Regions from separate parts of the Homo sapiens genome. Here all the other regions are linked to region 2. The links are chromatin loops, found by intact Hi-C in ENCODE. Cell type or tissue: GM12878. All regions are shown on one strand. Region 1 has its middle 41 kb from the start of ITM2C. Region 2 overlaps SPATA3-AS1 (SPATA3 antisense RNA 1). Region 3 has its middle 16 kb from the start of ITM2C.

Evidence for each region. A loop is a pair of places that touch in the nucleus more often than their neighbours do. Peaks named below come from ENCODE experiments on the same cell type or tissue, not always from the same donor. Only the 100,000 strongest peaks of a DNase experiment are listed, where the experiment ranks them.
Region 1: a loop joins it to region 2, with 9 times the contacts of the local background. A loop is called at or near these places in 103 of 110 quality-filtered maps.
Region 3: a loop joins it to region 2, with 8 times the contacts of the local background. A loop is called at or near these places in 54 of 110 quality-filtered maps.

What each region holds. Positions count from the first base shown.
Region 1 is chr2:230,821,922-230,826,921 of GRCh38, reverse strand. No RefSeq gene overlaps it. Among named protein-coding and RNA genes, the nearest start is that of ITM2C, 41 kb to the left of the region's middle. RefSeq lists an enhancer at 2,354-2,523. In GM12878, a CTCF peak has its summit at 2,239 (motif pointing left); a DNase peak (open chromatin) is centred at 2,231.
Region 2 is chr2:230,984,715-230,989,714 of GRCh38, reverse strand. It overlaps SPATA3-AS1 (SPATA3 antisense RNA 1), which reads left to right. Exons shown (of 6, transcript NR_033879.1): 5 at 1,536-2,731; 6 at 3,605-5,000. Among named protein-coding and RNA genes, the nearest start is that of SPATA3-AS1, 8.8 kb to the left of the region's middle. RefSeq lists enhancers at 2,046-2,545, 2,947-2,996 and a silencer at 4,050-4,234. In GM12878, CTCF peaks have their summits at 2,314 (motif pointing right) and 4,187; a DNase peak (open chromatin) is centred at 4,744; H3K4me3 peaks cover 2,644 bases; H3K27ac peaks cover 2,922 bases.
Region 3 is chr2:230,846,120-230,851,119 of GRCh38, reverse strand. No RefSeq gene overlaps it. Among named protein-coding and RNA genes, the nearest start is that of ITM2C, 16 kb to the left of the region's middle. In GM12878, CTCF peaks have their summits at 874 (motif pointing right) and 3,040 (motif pointing left); a DNase peak (open chromatin) is centred at 3,059.

The sequences.
Region 1 (5,000 bases), 160 kb after region 2:
GGTCCTGATTGGTGGGCCTCCATCTAGTTCTGATTTGGACACAGTGCAGGTGAGATTGTTGTTGACCTCTGTGTGCTGCAGCCACTGGGCAGTTGGTGTATTAGTCTGTTCTCATGCTGCTAATAAAGACATACCTGAGACTGGGTAATTTATAAACGAAAAGAGATTTAGTGGACTCACAGTCCCACATGGCTGGGGAGGCCTGACAATCATGGCAAAAGGCAAAAGGCACGTCTTACATGGCGGCAGACGAGAGAGAACTTGTGTAGGGGAACTCCCCTTTATAAAACCATCAGATCTCGTGAGAACAGCATGGGAAAGACCCACCCCCATGATTCAGTTACCTCACACAAGGTCCCTCCCACAACATGTGGGAATTATGGAAGCTACAATTCAAGATGAGATTTGGGTAAGGACGCAGCCAAACCATGACAGTGGGAAAGTGAATTCTGGAGAAGGTGCTGCATGTGTTGCTGCATCCCCAGACGCCCCTGAAACCCCCGTGCCCTTGTACTTGGTAGCATGTGCAGGATGTATATCATCGTCCCCACCCCAGCCATTTTTTTCCCTCCTTTTCATTATGAAATATTTCAAGCATACAGAAAATTGAAAGAATTTTACAGGAAAAAAAAAACGTAATGGAAAAGAGACAAATATTCATGCAGAAAAATGGTAAATAATGTATGTAGATACTCCATTCTCAGGAAGGTGGAGCATAACTCCCTACTTGGTAGGTGTGGGCTGCTTATAGTGACTTCCTCAGAGTACAGAACTGAAAGAGGGAAAATAAAAAGCAATTGTGGAGAAACCTGACAAACACAACCTCAGCCGGGCAATCAAGGTCAACATCAACAGGGAGCAGTCATGTCCATAGTGTGTACCCTTGATATGACGTGATGAAAACAGCACTTTAGGCTGGGCGTGGTGGCTCACGCCTGTACAGCACTTTGGGAAACCGAGGCGGGTGGATTGCTTGAGCTCAGGAGTTTGAGACCAGTCTGGGCAACATGGCGAAACCCTGTCTCTACCAAAAGTACAAATCAGTCTGGCGTGGTGGCACATGTCTGTGGTCCTAGCTACTCGAGAGGCTGAGGTGGGAGGATTGCTTGAGCCTGGGAGGTGGAGGTCGCAGTGAGCTGAGATCGCACCACTGCATTCCAGCTTGGGTGACAGAGTGAGGCCCCATCTCAAAAAAAAAAAAAAAAAAAAGAAAAAAAGAAAAAAAAAGAAAGAAAAAGAAAAAAAAGCACTTAATCTGTATGGTCTTCCTCCCAAACCCCATAATCTCATCCTAATCATGAGAAAAAAGGCAGACAAATCCCAGTCGAGGGAGATTCCACAAATACCTGATGAGTACTTTTTGAAACTGTCAGCAAAAACCAAAGTCTGAGAAACTCTCAACTAAATAGAACATAGGATCCTGGATGGGATCTGGGAACAGGAAAGAGACATCATGGAAAACAAGGAACTCAGAACAAAGTATGGACTTTACCTAATAATAGTGTATCCATATTGGTTCCTTAATTTTAACAAATATAACACAGTGATGTGAGATGTTAATAACAGGGAAGATGGGGTGCAGAGTATATGGGATCTCTCTGTGTCATCTTTGCAACGTTTTCTGTAAATCTAGAACTCTTCCAAAAAATAGTTTCTTAGCAACCAAGACAACCATATACCTACCACCTAAACTCTACCTTTCACATGTTACTCTCGTGCATCTGTCCCGCCCTCTGTCACTCTTTTCTTTTCTTTTTTTTTTTTTTTGAGATGGAGTTTTGCTCTTGTTACCCAGGCTGGAGTGCAATGGCACCATCTTGGCTCACCACAACCTCCGCCTCCTGGGTTCAAGCGTTTCTCTTGCCTCAGCATCCTGAGTAGCTGGGATTACAGGCTTGCGCCACCACGCCCGGCTAATTTTTTGTATTTTTAGTAGAGACAGGGTTTCTCCATGTTGGTCAGGCTGGTCTTGAACTCCCGACCTCAGGTGATACGCCCGCCTCTCCCTCCCAAAGTGCTGGGATTACAGGCTTGAACCACCGCGCCCGGCCTCTGTCATTCTTTTCATAACCCCCTTAGACTGTCCCTGCCTTTTTGCTCAAAAAGGCGTCCAGGACGCTCAGGGCATTTGGGTCCACGACATCCCAGGTTCTCTGTTGTTGCCCAGATTTGCCCTAGAACGCTCCATTCCCTCCAGCTCAGAGCCTGCTGAAAACAAGGAGCTCTACTGCCACCCAGTGGACATTTTTAAAAAATGAAAGCAAGTTGACTGCAGGGAAAGCTCATGGGGACCCCGCAAGGCAGAGAGGCCCCTTCAGGCGTCTTTGAGCTGCCTTAGCACCATTGGGCGGGCTCTGCCTCCACATAGACCCTAGCCCTCTCTCCACTGTCCCCATCCAAATTCTTTTCTCAACCTGGACGTTTCCTAAAATTCTGGCTCCAATTCCCAATTGTGCAATCATTTTGTTGGGCTAGACTATACCTTTCAAGTCTTTTTTTTTAAAGGGGGCAGAACATGAGAAAATCTGGGGTTTTCCAGTTTTGCTAGCATGTTTGATGACCATGAAGAACTATTTGGGAGCAGATAGTGTGTCCTATCCAGCTGCTTTTGAAAGGATAAGAGTCAGGGGGCACTGGCTGACTGGGGGACAGCAAGCCTGTGTCGGGGGTCTCAGAACAGCTTCTTTAGGCAGTAGGAGCTGTGGCCAAGAGCGGCTCTGCTGAGCTGGGCTTCTCCCTACCTGGTGTCAGGCTTTGATGCATACTCGGGGGCCAGCCTCTCTTAAATATTGAGGCAAAAGAGACAGGAAGGATGCTTCCAGAAGGGCAGGCAGCCCTGTTTGCTGTCTCACTGGCCTCCTCTTTCAGGAGAGAGCCCTCTCATCTGGCTGATCACGGGCATGGCTGTGAGTTAGAAGAAACAAAATGAGCATGTCTTAGTTTGGGTTACCCCAGAAGCACACCCTCAGATAAGGGTTCCAGTGTTGGTTATTTATTTGGGACTTGATCCCAGGAGATACTACAGAATGGGTTGTGAGCCGGGGATGGAAATAATCTGACAAAAGGTTCCTAGCAAGCTGGTTAATGCAGTGGGCATCGGAGCTCAGCCCTGCTGCGGGCTCTGGAAGGCAGGAGTGCAGCTGTCCCAGCTGAGGGCCAAGGACACTGGCAGCTGAGGGCTGCTTCTGGGGACAGTCATTCCTGCATTTGGGGCCAGAGGAGAGTGCCGAGGCAGAGTCACAGGTATTCACAATAAGCAGAAGCGGGTGTCAAGGACGATGTGGGGCACTGACAGGGCCCTCTTAATGTGTTTGGATGACACAGGTTGGCACCCAACCCTACCTCACGCCCCGGATCTTCAAAGAAGTGAGTTCCCAGAAACCAGCAGGTCCTCAATGGCTTAGGGAGAGCCCAGGACCACACAGAGATTCAGCTAAGCGTGAAAAGGTGCCCCTTGGGTTAGGAGGGGACTTGGTGCAGAGGGACCCTCACCTCCTTTTTCTCCACACAGGTGAGGACTTTAAGATGATGGGATATATGCAAAGGTCCCCATGAATGTGTGTGAGCAGTGTTTCTGGGGAGGGGTATTTGCTCCCTGGGATTGGTTTGGGCTAGAGGGGTCTTGAGGTCTTCATGCTGCAGTTCACGGGGAAGAAAGAGGGAGCCATCAGGGGTGCAGTCTTGCCTGGAAACTTCCTCTGGGCAGAAGCCTCCCCAGCTGGCCTGCGGCTCTTCCTGCCTTTGCACGCCAGTTGCATCTCAAGGAAACAAGACTCAGCTACCAAAACTTAGTGCTAGACCATGCTGTTTCCACGGAACACCAATATTTAGGTGATAATAAATTATTACCAAGGGAAAGGGGCTCTTGTGAGCTAAAGCTCATCTGTAAAACCTGTCAATCTTGTGCAGAATGTTGAAAAAATGTCACTCTTTTCCAGAAATCTCTGGGGTCTGTCTTACTACTGAAGTGCTACCTAGAAAAAATAATAAAAATTTAACAAATTGCAAAGGATGAAATCTTCTGCATAGAAACCAGGGGGTCTGGCTGGGGGTGGTGGCTCATGCCTGTAATCCCAGCACTTTGGGAGGCCGAGGCGGGCAGATCACGAGGTCAGGAGATCGAGACCAGCCTGGCTAACACGGTGAAACCCTGTCTCTATTAAAAAATACAAAAAATTAGCAGGCACCTGTAGTCCCAGCTACTCAGGGGGCTGAGGTAGGAGAATGGTGTGAACCCGAGGTGGAGCTTGCAGTGAGCCGAGATCGCGCCACTGCACTCCAGCCTGGGCGACAGAGCAAGATTCCGTCTCAAAAAAAAAAAATAAAAAAATAAAAAAAGAAAAGAAACCAGGGGGTCACGGTCCTTGGAGATTTAGCTCCCGGCGGACGTGCCCTCAGGTGGAACCTACCCCACCTTCCAGCCACAGTGGGGACGGACACTTGGCTGCCAGTTCTCAGACATGAGCAAGGTTTTAGAGGACACTGTAAGGGCACACACAACATGAAGGCCTCATATAGCTGTGCAGTGACACAGCCTTGTGCAACCACCACCATCCTCTTCAGTCAGCGTGAATGCTGGTGGCAGGATTCCTGGAGGTTCGAAAGCTTAAGATCCTTATTAGGCACTTCTTGGGTCTAAAGTGCTCGGTGGCGGAGGTGTGCTGGTTGACCGCAAGCAGACTGTCAACGGGTGAAAGCGGATGGTATTCGTAGAGAAAAGCTCCAGTGGGTCTTTCTGCAGTACTGAGATTGCTGACTGGGGAGAATCTTACCCTGTCCTTCATGTCTTCTGGAAACCAGATGGTCAGTGAGGACACAGCCATGGCCAGGGAGAAGATTCCTGACACATCCGGGAGTACCTGAAGGGCGGTGTGTGCTGGGCTGCCCGCTCTTCCCCTAAAGGACAACTTTGGCACGTTGGCAGGTGGGCTTTCTCATGACCGTGAGTGGCTCTAACCTCCAGCATGAACAAGGTATTGGGCACTGACTGCAGCCTCAGA
Region 2 (5,000 bases):
TGATGAGGCAGTACGGAGGGAACAAGGACGGTCACAGAGACTGGAAACCCAACGGTGGGGAAAGTTGTTCCCTTTGTTATTTTTCTTAAAATGAGCTTTACCAAGTTATGCTAAATTATTTTTAAAAATATAAACATAAAAAACTCTGAAAAGCAGGGTGTCAAACAGAAAACTCTGAGCTAGAATCCCGCTAAAAACTCCAGGATCCTCGGGCGCGGTGGCTCATGCCTATAAGCCCAGCAATTTGGGAAGCAGAGGTGGGAGGATTGCTTGAGGCCAGGAGTTCAAGACCAGTCTTAAGCAATATAGTGAGACCCCCATCTCTACTAAAAATACAAAAATTACTCGAGCCTGGTGGTGTGCCTGTAGTCCTAGCCATTCCCGAGGCGGAGGCAGGAGAATTGCTTGACCTGGAGAGGCAGAGGTTGCAGTGAGCCAAGATCACACCACAGCACTACAGCCTGGGCGACAGAGCAAGCCTAAGTCTCAAAAACAGACTAAACAAGTCTGCTGGAGTGCAGTGGCGTGATCTTGGCACACTGTGAGCTCCACCCCCCAGGTTCAAGTGATCCTCCTGCCTCAGCCTCCCAAGTAGCTGGGACTACAGATGCCTGCCACTCCAGCCTGGGCAGACTTGGTCTAAAAAAAAAAAAAAAAAAAAAAAAAAAAAAAAAAAAAAAAAAAAAAAAAGAAAGATGGATGCTAGACTTTCATCCAAGATAAATTAGACCTGACAACTTCACCATACAGGAATTGGCCTTTCCACAGGTTTACCCTAGTGTGGGAGTCTCAAGATTGAGATTACTAGGGGAGGTAGGAGGCCCTACCTGGGGCTGGGGCTTGCTTTTTGCCTTCTCTAAACCAGCTTTTATCAACATATCCTAAACTGGGGAGTACCAGGAAGGAATAGAGGTTCCAGACTCCCAAAACATGGATTTGAGCTACTCTGTCCCTCCTGACTGGGGTAAAGGAGCCCTAGTGTGCTGTCTTGTTCATTGTCAGTTCAACCTGCAGTCGGACAGTCATTGAAGAACCCTTGTACTAACTGTCTGACACGTTGGACTACCTTTAATCAGCCCCTGGCACACTGAAGCCATGGAACGGGGAGAGGAGCAGAGAGAGGTGGTGGGACTACCAGTCTCAGTGCGACCTCAGGGAGGGGATGATCCAGATGGCAGGGCTGCCAGCCTCAGTGTGACCTCAGGGAGGGGATGACCAGGCTGGAGTTAAGCCATCCCTAGGGTTCCCTGGGTCCAGCCCTTGCAGGGGCTTTTTTTTGTGCATGGTGGGGTGGGGGGAGACACTAAAGGTAAGAAGTGGCACTAAAGGCAGAAGCTCTGTCAGCTGGTGTTCAGAATGAATACCAAGACTCCTGGGCATGCACTTGAAACACCACGATTATATCTAAGTTGGTGTAACAAAGAGATCCAGAGATACGTTGGGTTAGGAATATTTATTTCTGCAGATGTCAGTGGTTCTGGGGTGTCAGGAAGGCTCTGCCATCCTCAATATGTGGCTTCCTTTCCTTTCTCCAGGGCAGCTGATCCAGGACCGTCCACTTCCAAGCCAGCAGGAGGATGGAAAAGCAGAATGGAGGGGAAACAACCTCCTTTGCAGGGCGTGACTCGGAAGTTGGACACATCATTTCCAGCCACATTCCATGGACCAGAATTAGCCCTGTGACCAACTCTGGCTGCCAGAAAATCTGGGAAATACAGTCTCTGCTTGGGCGATCAGGCAGGCAGTTATATCTTTGGGAACATCTCTCACCCCCTGGGAACACCTGAGCAGAAACTGAAGGACATTTAACAGATTCTCCTTTGTGTCTAATAAGAATTGCCCCCATCAGTCGGGGCTGTCCTAGGTGCTGGGTACATAGGTCATCTATACACAACCCAGCAATGGAGAGCACACCATTCCCAGGCTGCAGATGCAGAAACTGTGGCTCGGAGAGTTAAGCGTCTTGTTCAGATTCAGTCAGCTGGTAGATGGCAGGTCTGGGATTGAGACCCAGGCCTGGCTGGTCCTGCCAGGACACAGTATCACAGCTTTGACTGGGAGCTTCTTTTTGTTTACATATATTTTTTATGCTCAATGTGCATTCCTTTTGAAATACACAGAAAAGGGAAAGAAGCCGGAGTCCTGCCTTGTGTAGGAGGGATAAGTTAGAGGTGTGCACCGGGATAAATCTGCCTCCCGCGCTGGCCCTGGCCCTGGCCCTGGCCCTGGCCCTGGCCCTGATCCTGCTCCTGATTCTGGTCCTTGGGGCCTGGGCGGCGATTCCCGGCGCTGGCTGAGCGTCACCGGCCACCAGAGGGCGCTGCCGGGCTACCGGTCCGGTCGCCCGGGGATCACAGCCTCAGCGGACAGGAAATGATCAACAGCTTCTCCTCTCGGATCCACGTGGACTCAAGGAATCTCCGGGGGGCAGGACAGGTGCAGAGCCGAGTGCAAAGGTGGAATTCTATTCCCAAAGCACATCCCGCGCCCCTTTCCTCTGCAAAGTCCCGGAACCGCGTGACTCCGGATGAGTTATCGGGGCTGGAACCGAGGGTTCAGCCCCCTGCGCCTCTGTGTGTCCCGGTCCCTTTCCTCCAAGTAGACAGGAGGCATCTCCTCATCGGCTCAGTTCACATTCCTCCAGGGGCTCAAAGGGGACCCAGTCCCTGTCTTGGGACACCAAGTCAGGCAGACTCCAGGAGAGAGGAAGGAAGATGATTCCCGCGCTCAGGTAGGGAGCCCCTCCAGGAAGAGAGAAATGAGGGGTGTACAACGTGAGAGTGGAAATGCTCAGAAATAGTCAATGGCCTGGGCAGCTGAGCTTTCGTCCACGCCCTGGCACAGTGTGTGCGGCACAACAGAGGTGTTCAGTGAACGTTTTTCATTCAATCAACAAACACCCTGAGTGCCTCCGTGTGCAGGTCCTGGGCTAGGCTCTGGGGATGAAGTCCCTGCCCCCTGGAGCTTATACTCCGGTAGGAAAGAGTAAACAAGGTCGGCCACTACTATAACCTCACATGGCGCTGAGCTCTAGAGGAAATTAAAGCAAGATAAGGGCGCCCAATCCAGGGCTTATATTCCCCCAACCCCCACCCCCAGTCCAGCCCGGCAGTGATGCAGGGGGAAGGGGGCAGGGGTGTGGGGGGTGAAGAGGGCAAGGAAGCCACCCCCATCCTCTGGGCACAGCCAACAACCCCCAGTTTTATACAGGAGAGGCTTCTTGGGGAAAATGTCATTCCAGGAGCCCTCAAAGTGATGGGATCCACTGACTGGAAAGAGAAAAAGGTCCAAGAAGGAGGAATTCAAGCCCCTGAGGCCCCTTTGGGTAGAACAGGGCAGGGAAGAGCCTCAGGGTCGCACAGCCTGGAAGCCGGAGGGCAAAGAGGAGGAGATGGAGAGCCAGACTCCCGGAGAACCCCGGAGGGCCTTGGAGGGGCCAGGGGTGGGGAAGTGGGAGGATAATTTTATGCATCAATTTGGCTGGACCACGGTACCCAGATATTTGATCAGCCATTATTCTAGATGTATCTGGGAAAGTATTTTTTGATAAGAGTAACATCTGAATCAGTGGATGAGTGCTGAGTAAAGCAAATTACCTCACCAGGTGGGCGGGTCCTGCTCCCTCTGTTGAAGACCTGAAGACAAAGATTGACCCTCACCCTTCACCTCCCACCTCTTCCTCACCTTGGAAAAGAAAAACATTCCTGAGAGGGGGGATTTGTCAGCAGAAGGCTTTGGGACTAGAACTGCAGCATCAGCTCTTCCTGGTTCCCCAGCGCCCAGGCCTACCCTGCAGATGTGGGCTTACTGGCCTCCACGATCAGTGAGCCGGTTCCTTAAAATCAACCTCTCTCTCTTCCTCTGTCTCTCCCTCTCTCTCTCTCCCTGTCCACATCCCATTGGTTCTGTTTCTCTGGGGAAACCTGACTAATAAGGGGACTCTCAAGGCCCTGGCTGAGGATGGCAGGCCTGAAGATTCTCTGAGGCATTCAGCATTGAATGAGCACCAGCTGGGCGTGGAGCTGTGTCAGGCGCTGGGCACAGGACTCAGCCCCGGAACCAAGTGTGGGCCCACATGGTGTGGGCCTTTGTCTGTCCCTGTCATGGCTTTGGACACACGCGTGGCCCAGAGGGGACAACGGATCTGGGTGGCGAGGTGGGAAAGCTCACCCCAGTATTCCTCTTGGTGGCAGCAGTCCCTTAAGGGGTCGCCTGAGTCGTGAGACCCACAGGTGTGGACCTCCCCCCCCCCTTCCTCCCCTCTCCCCCAGTGACTTTATCCAGCACCTGCCCTGCCCAGCCTTGCACAGGTTACCCTGTGACCCACTCACAGGGAGATAGGGCAGCTTCTTTCTGCCCTCAGGAGCCTTGTTCTCAAGGCAGCTCATCCAAGAGAATAACATACAGTAGATTGCCACACACATGACTGTGGCTTAGTCCAGGAAAGCCACTTATAAAATCCGGAGGTGAAGGAAGAAAAGATTGAAATCTCTGTAACAAATCCATTTCCCTCCTCCCTCCCTCCCTTCATCTCCAAAGTAGACCTGCCCCAGGGCCAGGGATCCTCTCCCTGCAAGGCTAGGTAACAAGCGGATTTTTGCTTTTGAGCTTCAAGGTCCTGGCTTCTGGTGGTTTATAGGTGATCTTTGAGGGTGGTTTTGACGAGAGGCTTGTTAGCTTCTCTACGCTTTTGAAACGCCCACTCTCCCCACAAGAATCTGGGACTTTGCAGAACCGGTCCAAGGTGAGAGTAGGATTAATTGCCAAATGAGTTTTCTCATAAGCCTGGGGTCCAAAGTACATTGGACAGCCAGCAAATGCTTATGAGGGGTTTGAACAAGTGAAATCAAGGCTCAAGGTCATAGGACTCAATGGAGAGTGAGGCAGCTGGGATCTGGGATGACCGGCATGGGCCTCAAAGCAGGGGGCTTGGAAATAGGCCCTGAAGAGGGGGTCGCTTGCGTGGCTAGGAAGGGGTTGGGGCCCACTAGCATTTCTCA
Region 3 (5,000 bases), 140 kb after region 2:
TCTTCCAGGTTTTCTCTACCTACATACGCACACCTACAAAGCTGATTTTGTAAAAAGTGAGATTGTATAATTTTCTGATCTGCTGTTTTTCACCTCAAATTTTCTGATCACCTCCCCATGTCATCCAGGGCAGATTATATATATATTTTTTTCTTTTTTAAAAAAAATTATTATTATACTTTAAGTTTTAGGGTACATGTGCACAATGTTAGTTACGTATGTATACATGTGCCATGCTGGTGTGCTGCACCCATTAACTCGTCATTTAGCATTAGGTATATCTCCTAATGCTATCCCTCCCCCCTCCCCAATATTTTAATGGATGTATAGGGTTCCATCTTTTGCTGCACTGAATTTTATTTGATTGAAAATATTTATGTTTTTCCAAACGTTTGCTTTTGCAAGCAAAGCAGCCTTGAAGATATGTATATGCCCAGTGAGCTTCCTTTCTTCCTAGCCTGCTGTTTTTCTAAGATAAATTGCTACAAGTGGGTTAGCTGGTTTAAATGGCCTGCACCTCGCAAAATATTTGACAAATATTGACAATCTGCTCTTCTAAAAAGCTGTGGCTCTGTACATTCCCGCCATCACAGTACGTTCTCTTCCAAACCTGCCCCTCTCCCAGCCTTCACCATTCCAGCCAGGACAACTCTGTCCCAGCAGCCCAGGCCAAAACTCGAAGCCATCCTCGTCTCCCCTCTTTGTTTCACACCCTACACCGAATCTCTGCGTAAGTCCCCAGGCTATTCCTCCAAAGTCTGTCCAGATGGGACCGTTTCTCCCACCGTGGTCCACGCCATCCTTTCGTTGGGACCATCTCATCTGGTCTCTCACCTGGCGCCTCCACCGCCCCCGCCAAGGCTGTTCTCCCCGCAGCCGCCAGGGGGCGCACTTGAGAACATAAATCAATCCTGCCTAGCCCCTGGCCAAACACCCTCCCCGGCTTCCTCTGTCATTCAGAATTAACCCCAAGCCTGGCCAGGGGGCTCCACACCCTACTCTACCAGGCCCAGGCAGGCGCGCTGGCCTCCCCTCTGCCCTCTCCTCCCCTCTCCTGAACACACCTGCCCCGCTCCTGCATACAGGCTTTGGCCCCTGTAGCCCGGAACATCCTTTCCAGCACCTGTGCGTGGTTGACTGACGTCATCCAGGTCTGGGGGCCCCTCGGCACCCCTGCCTTCCCCGGCCTCCCCATCGAATGGTACCCCCCTCACTCTCTGCCCCTACCGCGTGATTTTTCTTTATAGCACGCATTGCTCGCTAGTGTGTGACGCATTATCTGTTTTGTCGCGCATCCCCGCGTTCCCGCCTTTGTCCCTAGAGTGTGGGCCCCAGGACAGCAGGAGCTTTGCTCAGCGTTTTCACTGCGCATCCGCCCGCGTCTGGGAGCGAGCCCGGCCGTGGGAGATGCGCGGTAGAAACTGGCTGGAGGAAGGGATATCCCAAGTTCTGGGGCCATCTTTTTAGTTAATATTTGCCTGTTTGGAGGGAGAAGAGAGCGTCATGAGTTTTTGGAAGGGGCGGGAGGTTGTTTTGTTTTGTTTCGAGACAGGGTCTCGCTCTGTGGCCCAGGCTGGAGTGCAGTGGTGCAACCTTGGTTCACTGCATCCTCGACCTCCTGGGCTCAACCAATCCTCCCACTCCAGCCTCCTGAATAGCTGGTACTACCGGAGCATGCCACCACGCCTGGCTAATTTTTGTTTGTTTGTTCGTTTTTGTTTTTTGAGACGAAATCTCCCTCCGTCGCCCAGGCTGGGGTGCAGTGGCACGATCTCAGCTCAATGCAACCTGCACCTCCCGAGTTCAAGCGATTCTCCTCCTCAGCCTCCAGGGTAGCTGGGATTACAGGCGCCCACCTCCACCACGTCCAGCTAATTTTTGCATTTTTAGTAGAGACAGGGTTTCACCATGTTGGACAGGCTGCTCTCGAACTCCTGACCTCAAGTGATCTGCCCGCTTCGGCCTCCCAAAGTGCTGGAATTACAGGCATGAGCCACCATCCCTGGCCTTTTTTGTAGAGATGGGGTTTCTCCATGTTGCCCAGGCTGGTCTCGAACTCCTGGTCTCAAGTGATCCTTCCACTTCGGCCTCCCAGAGTGCTAGGATTACAGGCATGAGCTCCTGCACCCGGCCATCATGTTGTTTTAATTTGCACCTCTCTGATTACTGGGAGGTCTGGAATATTTTCCTATGTGTTTATTGGTCAAATAGTTCTTTCTGAATAGTCTGCCTGTGTCCTTTCCCAGTTTTCTATTTGTCTGTTGATCTTCATAAAAAACAGAGAAGACCCCTCTGTATATTAAGAATATTACCTGTGTCCATCAGAAGTCACTGGTATTTTTCCATTTTGACATCTGCCTCTTTATTGCATTCATAGGCTCTTTTGATACATAAATCTATCAAACTTTTCTATTATGGTTTATTCCTTGCTTGTGCACGCAGAAAGTTCCTCTCCTCCTTATATATTCACCAATATTTCCTTCCAGCACTGATAGACACACATAAACAAACATCAAAATTGTTGGTCATCACTACTTTTTTTTTTTTTTTAATGATCTTGACTATTGCAATGTGTTGGCTTTTCAAGACAAATTTTAGAATGGTTTGCTACTTGTTTGCAAAAACCTGTTGGGATTTAAATTGGATTTGCTTTAATTTTGGGGAGAATCAGCATTTTCATAATCTTCCCATCCAAGAATGTGGTTTGTCTCTCCATTTACTTTAAGCTTTATGGTCCGTAGTAAAGCTTTGTGCCTTTCTTTAGGTAGATTATAAATTTCTTCCTAGGAATTCTGTATTTGTAGTTGCTGCGAAGGGAATGTTTTTGCAGCCAGCCTTCTTCCTGGGAACTCCGTCGCGGGCCGGACCTCTCTTCCCGCGGTTGGGAGAACCTGCAGAGGGCAAGAGGCACGTTCGCGGACCGCAGGCCTGGAGGTGGTGGCGCCTAGCTGAGGGCCCTTGAGGCCTCCGGGAGTCCCCGCCGGGCCTCGCTCGGGGCGAAGACCTCGAGAGAAACTGGGTTCCGGCGGCGCCCCCTTGTGGCAGTCTGCAGGGCCGCGCTTCTGCTACTGTTGAGTTCCACCCCGAACTCCCCTCCTCCGCCTTCCTTCCCGGCTACAAGTTTGAGTCACCGCCCAGAAGGAAGGCAAATGATTTTTAACCACTTTAGACTCAGAAAAAGACAAATACAGTTTGGAAGGTGAATATGAAAAAGTCACTTGAGGCCGGGCGCGGTGGCTCAGCACTCTGGGAGGTAATCCCGGCACTTTGGGAGGCTGAGGCGGGTGGATCACTTGAGGTCAGCAGTTCGAGACCAGCTTGGCCAACATGGTGAAACCTCGTCTCCACTAAAAATACAAAAATTAGCCGGGTATGGTGGTGCATGCCTGTAATCCCGGCTACTCAGGAGGCTGAGGTGAGAGGGTCACTCAAACCTGGGAGGCAGAGGTTGCAATGAGCTGAGATCTCACCACTGCGCTCCAGCCTGGGTGGCGGAGTAAGACCCTGTCTCAAAAAAAAAAAAAAAAGTCACCTGAAAGTCACACTTACTCTTAAAAGTGCAGCAGCGTCTTATTCATTCATTCAATGCCTATTGATTGAGCGAGGTGTCTCATGCACCAGGCTGTGGGGATTCAGGCTTGAACCAAGATAGACAAGGGCCCTACTATTCCCTTTCGTCTATGTTCTAAAGAAAGGAGACAGGCAATAAGCAAGTAAATAAGTGTGATTATTTCCAAGAGTAAGTGCTTTGAAGAAAATAAAACAGTGACGTAAGAGGAATGAAGGGTGGGGGGTGGCCAGCATTGGCTAGGGTAGTCAGGGTGGGCTTTTCTGGGGAGGCATCGTTGAAGTGATGAGCTGATGAACAGGAGTCAGCCGGGGCAAGACGGGTCTACTAGAGATCACCCACTCTTGTCAAATCCAGAGTCTATTTGTTGTAGAAGTGGAAACTCAATCAGGAAAAACTGTAGCACATGCATCTGGTTACCTTGTCTGTTCTTTCATATTCATGTTTCACAACGCAGTTGTGTTTCACCCACAAGATTAAAGTTCAGGTTCATCCACAGGGATAAGGGCATGTGGGTCCCCCTAGCAGTTTGTACTTGTTTAGGGAGTGTGGACCTCTTTGGCCTGGGTATGGGAGGCATTTCTTTTTAGAACTTGAGCTGTCTTTTGGGCTATGCTTAAGGACATTTTTTCATCTGTAATTATTGTTGTCAATAAAAAAGTTAAGTCTAGGAATTGGTGACAGTTTAATGGGCTAAATTGTACCCCTATCCTCAATTCATATGTTGAAGTCTTAATCTCCAATACCTCAGAATGGGACTGTATTTGGAGATAGGGTCTTTAAAGAGGTAATTAAATTAAAATGAGGTCATTAGAGTGGGTCCTAATCCAGTGCTGGCCACCCCCCCGCCCCCTTCATTCCTTTTACATCACTGTCCTTATAAGAAGAGGAGATTCGGACACAGACACACACAAAAGGGGGACCACGAGACCCCTTGGGAGAAGATGGCATCTACAAGCCAGGGAGAGAGGCCTCTGGAGAAACCAACCCTGCAGACACCTTGGTCTTGGACTTCCAGCCACCCAGTCCGCGGTACTTTGTTACGGCAACCTTAGCAAACTAACACACTTAGATAATGTGATCCTTAGAATGAAATTAAGAAAAATCAAAGTATAATGGTTGAAAGGAATGACCCACTCTAAGACATTATTTGTAAATAGGCCTTAGGCAAGCTGAGGCCTAACTAGTCATGCTGTACCTGGTGTGAGGAAAGAATGTGTTCAGAGGAGGTAGAACAGGGAGCTCAAAGGATAGGGACTTGAAAGCTTTCAAAAACTCATTCATTTAACCAACAGTGTAATAAGCACCAGCTGCTTGCTAAGGGGTGGAGGTGAATCAAGCCCAAGGAAGGGACACATGAAGTTCAGAGCGAACTAAACAACAAATCGAGTCTGCAGGTCTGGGGAAAGTCATTGCGTATTTCCATCATCTG